2 separate regions of the Homo sapiens genome follow, and region 1 is linked to region 2. Evidence: read pairs that join two places in POLR2A ChIA-PET (ENCODE). Cell type or tissue: A673. All regions are shown on one strand. Links, peaks and the distances in the headings refer to the core of each region. The heading gives the core; the rest is flanking DNA.

Evidence for each region. Peaks named below come from ENCODE experiments on the same cell type or tissue, not always from the same donor. Only the 100,000 strongest peaks of a DNase experiment are listed, where the experiment ranks them.
Region 1: POLR2A ChIA-PET joins it to region 2 with 14 read pairs; 2 of 35 experiments call an interaction of 5 or more read pairs at or near these places.

What each region holds. Positions count from the first base shown.
Region 1 is chr22:44,326,665-44,334,540 of GRCh38, forward strand. It overlaps a transcript of SHISAL1 not described here. Among named protein-coding and RNA genes, the nearest start is that of SHISAL1, 18 kb to the left of the region's middle. In A673, for the core only: a CTCF peak has its summit at 5,413; no DNase peak of the experiment used is centred there; H3K4me3 peaks cover 289 bases; H3K27me3 peaks cover 3,208 bases.
Region 2 is chr22:44,033,406-44,041,281 of GRCh38, forward strand. All of the region lies in intron 1 of PARVB (parvin beta), which reads left to right. Among named protein-coding and RNA genes, the nearest start is that of PARVB, 13 kb to the left of the region's middle. RefSeq lists an enhancer at 4,584-5,116. In A673, for the core only: no CTCF peak of the experiment used is centred there; a DNase peak (open chromatin) is centred at 4,346.

The sequences.
Region 1 (7,876 bases), core at 1,899-6,898, 290 kb after region 2:
CAGGCAGATGGGTGGTGACTGGAGTATGTGCCCCAGATGGGAGGGGAAGGAGAGCAGGCTGGGGGGTATGGGCTGTCGATGTAAACGCCCTGTTCAGGTTGATGTCGAAAAATATAGGACTGGAGGCATTTACATTTCATCTCAGCTTCTGCTTCTGTGGATGGCTAGGCAGGGAGCGATTCTGAAGCCCTTTCCTAAAAGGAGTGCCTCGGTGGGCTTCAGTGTAAATTTCATCATCTAGGAAATGTTTGTACTCCTCCCCACACCCCCGACTCCCCAAAGCTCCTCAAGGCCTCTGGACAATGTCCACCATGTCTGCAATATAGGCTTGAACATCCTTGGCCCTCAAGAATCCCCAGTTCACTGTGTGACCTTGAACACGGTCCCAGCCCTCTCTGGGCCTCAGTGTCCCCATCTGAATATGGGGAAGCAGATCGGTTTCAGCCCCCTCCACCAGCAGTTCCTGGGGCCTCTCCCCATCACAGCACAGCACACGAGGCTCAGGCCTGCTGCTGGCACTGTCTCTGTCTACCACCCTGCCCACCCCCTTGAGGGCTGTGGAGAGTGGGGGGCGCGCACACACACACACACACACACACACACACACACACACACACGTGCGCGTACACCAGAGACCCTGCCTGGGCCTGGTCTGACGCTTTCAGAGGCACTGTGTCCTGAGGGGCTGAACGAGAAAACCTGGGCTTGTGGGAAGTGGGGACGGCCCGTGACTGGGGAAGTCAGGATGAACATTTCTGACCTGGCCACAGCTAAGAGGAAAAGGAGGAAGGGGCTCATGATAACTGGGGTGGGGGGACAGAAGGCACATCAGTAGGGCCAGTGGGACATCCACAGCCCCAGCTAGAGAATGATTTATTCATAGAGTCAATCGTTAAACAGGTTGGCTGGAAGCTGCCCGGGGGTGGGTCTCAGTGACCTTGGAGTCTCCTCCACCTCCCTAGGGGGTTCATGCTTAGGGGTCAAGGAATGTGTACCCTGGAGGAAGGCAGGAAGGAGGGAAGGGGTGCAAAAAGGGAGGGAGGAAGAGATGGGGCCACCCTCCTGCCAGGCCCTGTGCAGAGTGAGACCAGCGCCTATGGAATGGGTGTCCCCTGGTGTCCCCAGGAGGGCATAACCAGGGTGGGCAGGGCCTCGGGTCACCCTCCTCACTCATCCTGGCTCAGATGTCCAGAACTCTGCCTGTTTAGTGTTTAGGAAACAAGGCCCCACTATTCTTAGGGGTTGACAATTGTTTCAGTAACTTCTGAAAGAGCAGCTGGGCTGGGAAAAGCCTCTCTTGGGGGCGCTGGGGAAGGGGCTCTCAGTTCGCTCTAAGATCCTGTGAATCTGTTGTACAAGTCAACTGGGGAGAAGCTAAAGCAGCCAAGACTGGGTTAATAGAGGCAAAGCATCCCTAAGAAGGGAGGGGATAGCTTTCATCTAAGCATAAGGCAGGCCAGGCTCTGGGTCAGTAATATTGGAAAGTAAACAGGATAATGACTAGAAAGTGAGACTGCGGGGCCCCTGCCCCCTCATGGTTCCTGGTGCTGTGTCCTAGGAACTCTATATTGCCACCCCTCACTAGGTGGTATAGTGTAGTGGTTGGGAGCCTGGTCCTGGTGGGGTTATGTATTATTAGCCTCTTTGGGCCAGTTTTCTCATCTATACAACAGAATCCACAGTTGCCACTGACAAGATTGGCATGAGGATTAAGTGGGAAGCTGGGTTCCGAGTGTGCTCAGCATGGTACCTGGCTCGGGGCAGGCCTTCGGGCTGTCACTGCCAAGTGCAACCCTAGTGCTGTGGAGGGTGCAATTGTGAGCCTGTTCGGTGAAGTCCTGTACTGTGGACACAGACAGCTGAAGTGGCCAGACCTGCTGTCTACATGCCACCGCCCCCCAACCCGCCCCAGAAGCCAAGGGCCTGGGCATGAGGCAACCCTCTTGCAGTGTGGCCTTTGGGGTGGGGCTGGAGAGGGCTTGGCCAATTGTCCTAGGGAACTGGAAATCAGATTCACCTTCTTGGCCCAAACTGCCTCTCCCTGTGCCCACCTCAACCATGGGCAGCCCACCCAGAAGCTGTCTAAGCTCCGAACCTGGCCACCCTCCCCTCCTCCCTGCCCCACCCTGCTATTCAAACCCTCACTCAAGCTGGGGGTAGTGTTGTCTCCTGCCCTGGCCCTGCTCCATCCCCCAGCCCTCCAGGTCTGCAGCCACCTCCCAGACCCGCAGGTCCAGAAGGCTTCAGCCGCCCTGCTGTGTCTGCATCTCTGCCCACAGAGGGTCCCTGCCCAGAACATCTCCCCCTTCCTCTAGCTGATTCACGCCTGTCATTCTGGACCAAGCTCCCCTGGCCCCAACCTCTCCCAGGCTCCAAAGGACAGGTGCCTACCGCACGTGCACTTCCCCACCCCCAGGAGCTCCCCACTGCCTCATGACCTGACCTAGGGATGCCTCCAGCTCTGCTGGCTTGTCCAGGGTCACTTCCTCCTCTGCTTCCTTGAGAGTGCCAAGGGTGAGCCGAGGCCCTTCAGCACAGGCATGGGGGCTCGGGGAGTTGGCTGAAGAAGGGGAGTGAAGGGATGGATGGATGGATGACCGGTAACTGGGAGTGGCTCTCAGCTGGTCTCACTCTGGGCAGGTCCCGCTCGCTTTCTTTGTCACTCACTGACTCACAGGTCTGAGTGAGCAGCACTGGCCCTGCCCCCTACCCCTCTCATCTGGTCCACCTGCCCTGATAAGCTCCAGGCTGGGTGGCTCAGGAGAGCGAGAATGGGACACACACACACACACACACACACGCGCGGCTCTAAGCCAAACTGCTCCCCTCACCCCTCTTCATCAGTCCATACCTCCCAGATGCCTGAGACAGTGCCAGGAACGCAGCGTGAAGATGACATTAAAGAAAGAAACTGTCAGAAACCCTTGCCTGGGGCTTTCAGTTTCAGCCACAAGAGGGGCCGGGGCTGCCTGGTTGCAGAACTTCCTGGTCATCTCTTGCCAGAACAGGCACAGCAGACAGCCTCTCTGGGGAGACGAGGTGCTTGCAGAGAAGTGTCCCGCACTGAGCAGTCACAGATTCAGGGGATGGGGAGCGACCCCCCAATTCTAGGCAACCGTGACCGGCATGGAGATTGTACTGGTTGACACCAGGACCTGAAGGTTATTTGAATTCTGCTTTTGAATGACACTTCTCACCGAAGCTGAAGCCTACCAGTAGGTGAAAAGTCCCAATGGTTACCCCTGGACCATCTGATTCCCAGCAAGGTTTGGACAATCAGAACCAGGCGAGGAAACAAAGGGTGATGGAGGGAGGGACTTCTCATCAGTCTGGGTCTGAACAGAGCTGAACTTGATGGTATTTCAGGCACAGCCAGCCAGCAGCGAGATTCACAGGACATTACTGACAGAAAACACTTTAGACAATGCCCAGAGCAGGGCCCTCATTTTATAGTCTAGTAAACTGAGGTCCAGAGACATGTGGACAGCTGCCTGGGGTCACACAGCCACCAATGCTCAGTGGGAACCGACAGGGGTTTCTCAGAGTGAGCTCACAGCAGCCTTTGGTGGTGGGCATGGCTGCCATTCTATCTTCCAGATGAGGAAACGGGCTGGGAAGCCTCAGGAGCCTTGGTCAAGGTCACACAGCCGTGGAGAGGGGGCTGGAGGCCACCCCCAGAGAGTCCCTGTGTGGGGCACTTCGTGTTCTTCCCATCCTAGGCTGGGATGCCTTTAAGTGACAGGTGCAATCACTTAAAACAGGCTCAGGAGGCCCAGAGAGGTAGGGGAGACACAAAGAGGCATCCCCAGAGGTGCTCTCCCGCAGATTACATAACTCCCCTTCCCTGTCGGATGGCCCCAGGGGTGAGGCTGGGGCAGCTAGCAAGAGTGGGGGAGACCCTAGGGGGCATGGACCCGGCCTTGTTTGCCCACATCCTCTTGACTCTTTCCAAAGAGGTAACAGTTGCAGGCGCCAGGACGCGCTGGCTTTTTCCCCCTGTTTTTTTTTCCTCTGGCTGAGTAACAAATACTAATACTAATAATGATAATAATAATTAGAATAAATATAACCTCGAGACGCTTGGGGTCTCGTTGCCATGGCAACCACGGGCACTAATGAGCTTCCGAGGCTGCCGCCGGGCCGGGCCACCCCAGCCCCGGGCGCGGGATCAATGTTGATTCGGCCCCGGAGGCGACAGCGGTTCCGCAGGGGCCGCGCGGCGGACCAGGACCCAGGGGCACGCACTTGGGAGGGGTCCTTCTACCCGTCCCCTGCGCTGCCCAGCTGGGACCCCCAGGCCCCTCTGGGTCCGCAGCGTGGCCCTCAGTCCCCGTGCAGCCCGCACGGGGCTCCCAGCTCACTGAGCTCCCCGACTCTGTTCTTGGAAGCCAGTCCCCCCCTTGGACGCGGATTCCGGTCCCGGCCGCCGCGTCCCGGCGCGGTGCGCCCCGAACTGCTCTCTTCGGAACCCAGCCCCTTCCTCTCCAAGGTTCAGCGACCCCGACCTTGGTGAGCGCCGGCGCGGACCCCAGTGCCGAACACCGGCTGTCCCGCACGGTTCCTGCCCCCGGACCCTTCCCCGGTCGTCCCCAGCCCCTTTCTAAAGAGCCCCGGACCCCCGTCATATGCCCCTTACCCGCCTCTCCCAAAGCGCCCACCCTTCACCCCTTCTCCGGAGCCCCGCGCCGCAGACCCCGCCCCCCACTCGCCCAGACCCTCCTCCGCCAGGAGCTCCGCCCCGGCCCCTTTCCCCGCCGCTCTCGGACCCCGGCCCAGGCGCGCCCCTCCCCCGCGCGGCCCCCGCCCTGCCCGCCCCGGGGCTCAGCTCACCTCGTGCCCGCCGCCCGCTCGTTCCTCGCTTCGTAGCCGGGAGCCGGCGCCCGCGGGAGCCGCCTGCTGGGGTGCGGGGGCTGCCCACGCCCCCGCGATGCCCCTGCCGCCGCCGCAACAGTTGTCCGGGTTCTGGGGGCTGCGGGGACGCGGGGACTCCGGGCTCCCTGATCGGCGCTCGGAAGGCGCCCGCTCCTAGGCGCGCCGGGCGCGGCGCGGAGCTGGGGCCGGGGCCGGGGCTGGGGCTGGGGCCGGGGCTGCAGCTCCGGCTCGGCGTCCGGCTCGGGGTCCGGCTGGGGGTCCGGCGGCCGGCCGCATGCCCCGTCGCCGCCCGCGGCTACTCGGCGGCCCGCGCCGCCCGGCCGCCCGCCGGCCCCGAGCCCCGCGCCGCGCCCGCCGCCGCCGCCGCCGCGCTCATGCTCGCCGGGCCCCGCGCTCGCCGCCGCCGCCGCCGCCGCCGCCGCTGCCCACTTCACTCTTTGGCGCTCGCTCCGCGCCGCGCCCTCTGCTGCCCCCTCGCCCGGGCTCGCCGAGCTCCCGCCGCCCTGCCCGCCGCGTCCTGCGCCCTCCTCTCTCTCCCTTCCTCTCTCCTCCCTTCCTCTCTCTCTCTCCCTCTCTCTCTCTTGCGTCCTCCTCTCATTTTTTTTTTTTCTTTCGCGGTCTCTTTTCTCCCCCTCTGGCTCTTTCTCTCTCCCCTCCTGCTGTTTGCGGTGGCTTCTCACTTTCTCTCTTTTTACTTCCTTTCCGTCCGTTCTTTCACGCCTTCCTCCTCATTTTCCTTCCTTCTACTTTTCCCTTCCCTCTTTCCGCTTTCCTGCCCCGTTTCCTTCCTCCCTCCCTTCCTCCTTCCTTCCTTCCTCTGCGTTCTTCCTCTCTCCTTTGTTCCTTCCTCCTCCTCCCCACTCCCTTTTCCTCTCCTCTTCCCACCCCAGTCTCCTACTCCCCAGTCCTCCCATCCCCATGGAACATACACCTGCTTTGTCTGGGAGCCACGTTATTCCTGCCAGCCAGACCCTGGCCAGGAGGATCAGGGTCACGGTCAGCTTGGGCCGAGAACCCTTCACATGAGACAAGCTCCTCTGCCAGGGTTTCCTGTGGGAAAGGCCCCACTTCCCGACCCTCCTGGGCCACTGCATGGGGTCCCCTCTTCGGCTTCTTCTCCCCTCTCCACCCGGCAGCCCCCCAGCTCCAGTCTGCCCCCCATTTCGCCCCTCACCTGCGGGACAAGGCTGCGCTTGCCCTTCTGTGGCCTCGAAGCCAGTGAGCCCCCGTTTCCCCACCTTCCCCTGTCCCTGGCCGGGAGACCTCTGGTGTAAAGAGATCTCGTGGGGAGAAGGTTGCAGCCTCCTCGAGGGCCCCAAGAGAGAATGGAGATGAGGATCTTTTATCGATTCCGCATTTTAGGAGGGAGAAGGGAGCCCCTGGAGGACTGGCCCCAAGATCCTCCCACCTGGGTCTCCTGAGATGGTGGCCCTCATTTCATTTTTCTAAGCATTGATGGAACCGCACCAGAAACTGGGCTGAGCCCTTTATACTTGATGTATTCTTTATGCTTTATTTGTTCCTCACCACAGTGCTGGGCAGCGTCCTCCCCACTTCACAGCAGAGGTGCTGGGACTCAGAGAGGTTAGGACATCTGCTCTGAGCCACACAGCCAGCTAGGGGCAGAATCGGGGCTCAAGCCCAGGTCTGCCTGACGTCCAGGCCCAGTCCTCCAGCCTTGGCCCCTCACAGGTACCTTAGTAAACATCAAGAGAAGGCACCGAGGGCAAGTGCTGCACCCTCTCCTTACTGAGGAGGAACCAAGACAGCGGGAGGTGCCTGGCAACAGCTTGCGCGTGACCCACTGATGGGGCTGGGAATCCAGATGGCATTTCCGATGCCACATCCTGGGCCCCTTTCAAAGATAAGAGGGAGGCTCAGCCTCATGCCCGAGGCACCCAGCTGGACAGTGGGAATGGTGCTGGGGCGCCCACCCTAGGAAGCCTGCACTGTTGGAGTGCCTCAGTTTCCCCACCTGTCTCACAGGTGTCCATCCCTTCCTGTCTTCAGTGGACCTGGCTTGAGCAGCTGCCCAAGCAGGACACAATCTCCCTCCAAGGGAGCCGATGTGGGCCCTGCTCATGGGAGGGGCAGAGGGACCCCATGAATGCCCCAGCAGGGCGAGGTCAGGGTCACAGTGAGGGTTCAGGGAGGCAGTGCCTGCTCAGCCACAGGGGCAGGCAGTGTTGCCCAGTGGGAAGGCTCATGGGATTTGTAGCAAGGTGGCACTTTGTCCCTAATTGGCCAGGTGGCCTTGGGCACGGCACAGAAGCTCCCTGAACGTCAGTTCTCTTTCCTAAAGAGGTCACAGCACTGCCTCCCGCATAGAGTGTCTCGAGGACTAAATGAGACTGGGCCCATGAGATACTTCTCCTGGCGCCTGGCAAATATCCCAAGAGGGGGACGGAGGAAACTGAGGCCAAGAGAGGCCATGGAACAGGTAGAAGTGCCCGGTGCTGGTGGTGGCGGGGCTGGAAGGTGCCTGCCAGACTGTCCCGTCTGATTTTGGCTGTTATGCTGGAGAGGTGCCTGTCATCTGTGCCCTAGCAGGGACCGTGTCTCAGGCTCTCAGTGCCAGGGACACTCAGCGTTGAGGGATGCGGGCTGAGCAAGGGGAGGAAGTGTAGGGGTGTCACAGCAGGCCGCCTGTGTTGCTGGGATGGGGTGTGTTGTGTGTGTGGTGTCTGTGTGTGTGGTGTATAGTGTGTGTATGTGTGTGTTGTGTGTTGTGTTTGTTGTATGAGTGGTGTGTGTGTGTTGTATGTGTGATTTGTATGTGGTGTTTGGTGTGTGCATGTGCTATGTGTGTTCTGTGTATGCGTATTAAATGTGTGGGGTGTATGGTACATGTGTGAATATGTATGTGTGTATGAGAGAATCTGAATGAGTGGTGTGTGTTTTGTGTGTGTGGTATGTGTGTGAATATGAGAGTGTGTGAGTGCTGTGTGTTTTTTGTGAGTGTGGTATGTGTGTGAATATGAGAGTGTGTGAGTGGTGTGTGTGT
Region 2 (7,876 bases), core at 1,568-6,567:
TTCTGAGCTGGAATTCCTTGTACCCAGAAATGTGAGGGCAACTCACATGGGCACCAGGAGGCATTTTTGCCTTCCTCACCAGCCTACGGCATCAGAGAACATTTGGCAGTCTCTGAGTGGGAGTTCTTTACGCTTGCCTGATAGTAGTTGGAGGCCTGCTCCTTTAAGCTTTGCCACTTGAAGTGATGAGCTTGGTTTTGGCCTTTGAACCTTTACCTGCCAGCCACCCACAATCAGTCGGTAATGTTGGTTTCCCCAAGCAACGCCATCTTAGGAATTTCTTTGCTTGTTCTCTTACAAAGTCATGCATTATTATACGTGTTTTCATTTGAAAAATTACAGTTCCACAGGATCTAGACTTGAATGTTAAGCTATTAAAAAGTTAAAGAGGGAGTGAAAATGTTAGCACTCCTAGGGCCTGCGTACGTTGCTTGCTCAAATCCAGACGCTCCTGGAAGCAGCTGTCTCAGCGGAGCCCTGTCTGCCCTTGTTGTTTTCTGCTTCTCAAGTTACTCCAGACTCCAGGGAACTAGAACTGACCAGGCCCCACTTTAAACATGTGGATGGAGTGCCCCTGACAAGGCTGGAGAAAGGGGGAGGTCCGGGGCGGGGCCTCATGCGCATATGGTATTCAGAGTTTATTTTTGCTATAAATGGAATTTGAAGAATATATATATATATATGAACATACAAATAAAAATATATAAAGAATATATGTATAAAGAATATAAAGAATAATTTTGGAATTCATTGCATTGTGTCTGCATTCTTTTACTGCAACAGCAATTATAATTATAATTATATTATAAAGAATATATATTCTTTATACATATATATTTGAGATGGGTGTCTTTATACATATATATGTTTGAGATGGGTGTCTTTATACATATATATGTTTGAGATGGGTGTCTTTATACATATATATGTTTGAGATGGGGGTCTTTATACATATATATTTGAGATGGGGGTCTTTATACATATATATATGTTTGAGATGGGGGTCTTGCTGTGTTGCCCAGGCTGGAGTGCAGTGGCTGTTCACAGGCCAGATCATCAGACACTGTAGCCTTGAACTCCTGGCCTCAAGGGATCCTCCTGCCTTAGCCTCCTGAGTAGCTGAAACAATAGGTGCACACCACCATGCCCAGCTCTTGAGAAGCATCTGGCCCATAGCTTAATTTGAAGTGTCTTCATCCCTGTCTTTTTTCTTTTTGTTTTAAAATTAATAGAATTGACCCTTGAACAGCACAGGGGGAAAGAGGCACTGACCCCCATGCAGTCAGAAATCCACGTGTAACTTTTTTTTTTTTTTTTTTTTTTGAGACGGAGTTTCGCTCTTGTCACTAGGCTGGAGTGCAGTGGTGCAATCTTGGCTCACTGCAACCCCTGCCTCCCAGGTTCAAGTGATTCTCCTGCCTCAGCTTCCCGAGTAGCTGGGATTACAGGCGTGCACCACCACACCCAGCTAATTTTTGTATTATTAGTAGAGACAGAGTTTCACCATGTTGGCCAGGCTGGTCTCAAACTCCTGGCCTCAGTTGATCCGCTCACCTCAGCCTTCCAAAGTACTGGTATTACAGGCATGAACAACTGCACCCGGCCACCATGTGTAACTTTTGACTCCCACAAAACTTAACTAGTGATAGCCTGCTGTTGACTGGAAGCCTCACTGATAACATAAACAATTAACAATATTTTGTATGTTCTATGCATTATGTGCTGTATTCTTACTACAAAGTGAGCCTGAGGAAAGAAAATGTTATTAGGAAAATCATAAGGAAGAGAATATGCATTTATAGTACTGTGCTGTGTTTATTGATGCTGCACGTTTACAACATGCGTTTACAAGATGAATGCTCTGAAGTGGCCGGCAACTGCAGCTGCAGACCTCACCCTACCATACAACATCTCAAGCTATTCAGCTTCTTGGAATGTCACGCTTTTCTTCTTTTCTTTTTCCTTTTTTTTTTTTTTTTTTTTGAGACGGAGTCTCGCTCTGTTGCCCAGGCTGGAGTGCAATGGTGCGATCTCGGCTCACTGCAGCCTCCGCCTCCTGGGTTCAAGCGATTCTCCTGCCTCAGCCTCCCAAGTAGCTGGGATTACAGGCATGTGCCACCGTGCCCGGCTGATTTTTTTGTATTTTTAGTAGAAATGGGGTTTCACCGTGGTGGCCAGGATGGTCTCGATCTCCTGACCTTGTGATCCGCCTGCCTCAGCCTCCCAAAGTGCTGGGATTACGGGTGTGAGCCACCGCGCCCGTCCGTCAAGGCTTCTTGGGAGCACTTACAGCAACACAAGTGGTGCTTTGTATGAGTCCCATAGTGTTATTCAGGGTTTACGGTATTGCACTAAACATGATGAAAAATACGTGGGAACCCAAACAGATCACTTTTTTTTTTTTTTACTATGATATGGAATTTACTGGAGCGGTGAACTGCTCAAGTGGAGATAATTAACATCAAATAATGTTCTAAGCAATGCAATAGCAACAGGAGGCGGCTACTATTACAGTGGTGCAGTATGGACTGCAGTTAATTTTATGCAGTTATTATTGAATACTGCATCTTGGCTGGGTGCAGTGGCTCACGCCTGTAATCCCAGCACTTTGGGAGGCCGAGGCGGGCGGATCACTTAAGGTCAGGAGTTCGACACCAGCCTGGCCAAATGGTGAAACCTTGTCTCTACTAAAAAGATAAAAATTAACCAGGCGTGGTGGTGGGCACCTGTAATCCCAGCTACTCAGGAAGCTGAGGCAGGAGAATCACTTGAACCCAGGAGGCAGACATTGCAGTGAGCCAAAATCATGCCACTGCACTCCAGCCTGGGTGACAGAATGAGACTGTCTCAAAAAAATAAAATAAATACAATAAAATAAATAAATACATAAGTACTGCATCTTTACATTTGTTTACATTTCTCTCAACTGTGAACACAGTCTGTGTGTGTGTGTAAGTTTTGATACATTTTAACTTTTTATAGTAGATTTGTATGTATTTTATGGTGGTAAATGATAAAACAGATGAGTATCTACATATATTTTATGCATTTGTCGCATATCTAACTTTTTCTTAATTTTTAAAAATATTTCTGGGCTACGTGGTTTGCAGTTTTTTCAAATTGTCACAAATCTCCAAAAAATTTTCCAATATGTTTATTGGAAAAAATCTGCATGTAAGTGGACTCATATAATTCAAACCTGTGTTTTTCAAGAGTCAACTGTAATGTCTTTCAAAGTAAAATCTAAATGAGTTTATACTTGATATATATAAGTTTAATAGAAGGAGTGCGTTGGCTCATGCCTGTAATCCCATTTCTCTGCGAGGCTGAGATGGGCGGATCACTTGAGCTCAGGAGTTCAAGACCAGCCTGGGCAACATAGAGAGAACCCCTTTTTATTAAAAATTAAAAAAAAAATCAATCAGGCGTGGTGGTGCACGTCTGTGGTCCCAGCTACTTGGGAGGCTCAGGTGGGAGGCTCAGGTGGGAGGCTGGCTTGAGCCCAGGAGATCAGGGCTGCAGTGAACCATGATTGCGCCACTGCACTGCAGCTGTGTGACAGAGTGAGGCCCTGCATCAAAATAATAATCATAATAAAGATAATCTGAGAAGTGAGGGTAAAAGTTAAAGGAAGATTAAAAACAAAAAAAAAATGCTTATAATCCCAGTACTTTGGGAGGCCAAGGCAGGAGGATCGCTTGAGCCCAGGAGTTTGAGACTAGCCTGGGCAATATAGTGAGACCTCGTCTCTGCAAAAGAAAACAAAACAACAACAAAAAAAGAAAAAACAGCTGAGCATGGTGGCACATGCCTGTAGTCCCAGCCTGGCCAACATGGTGAAACCTTGTCTCTACCAAAAATACAAAAATTAGCCAGGCATGGTGGCTTTTGCTTGTAGTCCCAGCTACTCGGGAGGCTGAGGTGGGAGGATCGCTTGAGCCTGGGAGGTGGAGGTTGCGGTGAGCTGAGATCGTGCCACTTTGCTCCAGCCTGGATGACAGACTGAGACCCTGTCTCAAAAAAACAAAAACAAAAACAAATCAGAATGGAGCTTATAATAATCACACCGTAGCTAAGACTTGGGCACTGCTGATGTCCCAGGTGCTGTGCTAGATGCTTCCTGCATTATTACCTTGTTTACTCCTCACACCAAGCTGGGAAGTCGGTGTTATGTGGTTATTCCCATTTTGCAGATGGGCAAACACAGGCTTAGAGAGGATCGAGGTCATCCTGCCAGCAGGTGAGATTTAACTCCAGGCAGTGTGGCTCTTCATTGCCGCTGACCCTGCTTAAACTGGAAGAATGATTCAGATGGGAGTCATCTTCCCAGCTGGCTCCTAGTAAGCTGATGTCATTCCTGGCATTTAAGCTGCACCCAGCCCCAGTGTTAGGAAGACGCGCTAGAGGAGACACATTAGATCCTTTTTGTGCTGAATGAACTTGTTGGTGTTTATAAGAAGAAGACAGAACCCTAGTGGCTTCATGCTACTCCAGGACCAAGTCCAGATTCTCGCCAGCCACCCAGCGCCTGTCCAGCCCAGCCCAGCCCAGCTCCAGCTCCAGCTCCCAGGTCTTCTCCCTTGGCCTGGCCATGGGGTCTTCGTTTGCTTTCTGTGGGTCCCATGATCTTCCTTGGCTGAAAGCCCTCACGTCCCCTGTTCTCTCTGATCTGACAACTCTCTGCCCTGTTGACTTAAATGTTGCACCTCCAGCAGGGTGGGGGCCCCTCTTTGCCCATTGGCACCATCATGTCCCTGCATTCCTGTTTCAGGTTGTTGGCACAGTTCCTGTCTTCCTGGGGTGTGGTGCATTCCCATTTCACTGGGAGATAATGATGACCATTTACAGTGATCTTTGTGTATTTGCCCAGCAAGCAAGAGGCAGTCTAGTGTAGTGGTTAGGGTGACTGCTCTTGAGGCCAGACTGCATGGGCTTGAACTGATCTTTCTGGGCCCTGGAGCTGTGACCCTGGGGAAGGTACTTCCCCACGCTGTGCCTCAGTTTCTTCTTCTGTAAAGCCTACTTAACTCATAGGGTCATTAGAGAATTGAGTGAGTTATTAAATGAAATGATGTACTTAAAACTGGACCTGGGGCCGGGCGTGGTGGCTCACACCTGTAATCCCAGCACTTTGGAAGGCTGAGGTGGGCGGATCACTTGAAGTCAGGAGTTCAAGACCAGCTTGGCCAACATGGCAAAACCCCATCTCTACTAAAAAATACAAAAATTAGCTGGGCGTGATGGTGTACGCCTGTAATCCCAGCTACTCGGGAGGCTGAGGCAGGAGAATAGCTTGAACCCAGGAGGTGGACGTTGCAGTGAGCTGAGATCACGCCACTGCACTCCAGCCTGGGCGACAGAGTGAGACTCCATCTCAAAAACCAAAAACCAAAAAACAAAAAAGCTGGACCTGGTCAAGCCATCGAGTGGGAGAAAATGTTTGCAAAACACATGTTTGATAAAAGACTGGGGTCCAGGAGATGGAGAGAACTTCCGCAACTCAAGAATAAAAACACAGTCAACGCAGTAAAAGAATAGATAGATAAAGGGTTTGAACAGACACGTCACCAAAGAAGATTGACAGATAGCCAATATGCATCTGGAAAAGTGCTCCCCGTCACCAGCCACCTGGGAAATGCACATGAGAAGAACAGGGAATGCCCCGCAGACCCATGGGAAAGGCTGGAAGATGTGGTGAGAATAGGACAGCTGCTACTCACTCAGGCTGGAGGGATGTGCAGTGGTGTGGCCCCTCAGGAAATCAGCTTGGTAGTTTCTTTTAAAATCAAGTAACCATCCTTCCTATGACCCAGCAATTCCAGTAAATCTTAGATAGATTTGCTCAACAGAAGTAGGAATCTGTGGCTGAGCACGGTGGCTCATTCCTGTAATCCCAGCACTCTGGGAGGCTGAGGCGGACAGATCACCTGAGCTCAGGAGTTCAAGACCAGTCTGGCCAACATGACGAAACCTAAAAATATAAAAATTAGCTGGGCGTGGTGGTGCATGCCTGTAATCCCAGCTACTTGGGAGGCTGAGGCAGGAGAATCACTTGAACCCGGGAGGTGGAGGTTGCAGTGGCAGTCAATATCGTGCCACTGCACTCCAGCCTAAGCAACAGAGTGATACTCTGTCAAAAAGAAAGAAAAAAAAAAAGTAGGAATCTGTAAGAAGACTCTTGTACAGGAATGTTCATAGCAGCTTCATTCATAAGAGCTGGTACTTGGAAACAGCTTGGGGACCATCAGTAGGTGAATGGATACACGGACAGCAGTAATTGACAGGACGGAATGATCCTGGGCAGTGTCAAGGAACAAGGTGCCGGTACAGGAAATCACCCGAGACTCTCAAAACCACTATGCTGAGCAAACCAAGACAGACCAAAAGAGTACACACTGTGTGATTTCATTTCATTTCATTTTTTTCAAAGATGAGATCTCACTCTGATGCCCAGGCTGAAGTGCAGTGGTGCAGTCATAGCTCACTGCAGCCTCGAACTCCTGGCCTCCAGTGATCCTTCTGCCTCAGCCTCCCAAGGAGCGAGGACCACAGGTGTGTACCACTACACCCCGCTAATTTCACTTTTACAATGTTCTACAGCAGACAGAGCTAATCTGTGGTGGTTGCCTCTGGGGCTGTGGGCAGGAGTTGCTTGGGGAGGAGCAGGAGGGATTTTCTGTTGTTATGAAAATATTCTTTACAGTGAGAGTGGTTTGAGATACGCAGGTGCAGCATTTGTCAAAACTCTGCATGTGTACTTTAAATTTGTGCATTTCATGGCATGTACCTTTTAACTCCAAGGAAATAAAAGAACTATAAATAAATACTGAACTCTAATTAGTGATGTGTGTGATTAGAGGGAAAAGTACTGATGTCTGCAACTTACTTTGAAATGTGTTAAAAAAAGATGATATGGTAGACTGAATAGTAGTACCAAAAATGTCTATATTCCAATACCTGGAAACTGAGAATATGTTCTCTTATGTGGTCAAAGGGAATTTGCAGGTGTGATTAAGTTAAGAACCTTGAGATGGAATTAGCCTGGGTTATTTGGGTGGGCCCAGCGTGATTACCAGGGTCCTTATGAGAAGGAGGCAGGAGGGTCAGAGTCAGAGAGAAGTGACCATGGAGGTGGAAGTTGCAATGATGTGGGGCCAGGAGCCAAGGAATGTGAGCAGCCTCTGAAAGCTGCAAAAGCCAGGAAATTGATTTCCTCCTGGAGCTTCTAGAGGGAATGCAGCCCTGCTGACACCTTGATTTTAGCCAGTGAGACCCATTTTGGAGTCCTGGCATCCGGAACCACAAGATAGAAATTTGTGTCGTATGGAGGCCGGGCGCGGTGGCTCACGCCTGTAATCCCAGCACTTTGGGAGGCCGAGGTGGACGGATCATGAGGTCAGGAGATCGAGACCACGGTGAAACCCCGTCTCTACTAAAAATACAAAAAATTAGCCGGGCGTGGTGGCAGGCGCCTGTAGTCCCAGCTACTCGAGAGGCTGAGGCAGGAGAATGGTGTGAACCCGGAAGGCAGAGCTTGCAGTGAGCCGAGATCACGCCACTGCACTCCAGCCTGGGCGACAGAGCAAGACTCTGTCTCAAAAAATAAAAAAAAAAAGAAAGAAATTTGTGTCGTATGAAGTCCCACAGTTTGTGGGAATTATTTCCAGCTGCAATTGGAAATGAATGCTGATGGATTGCTGGATAGATAGAGGGATGGACGGATGTGGAATAAAACAAGTATAGACAAAGGTGGGTGGTGGACTGTAGGCTGTGGGTATACAAGTGTTCACTTCAAACTTTACTTGGCTGGGAGTGGGGGCCCATGCCTGTAATCTCAGCACTTTGGGAGGCCGAGGCGGGTGGATCACTTGAGGTC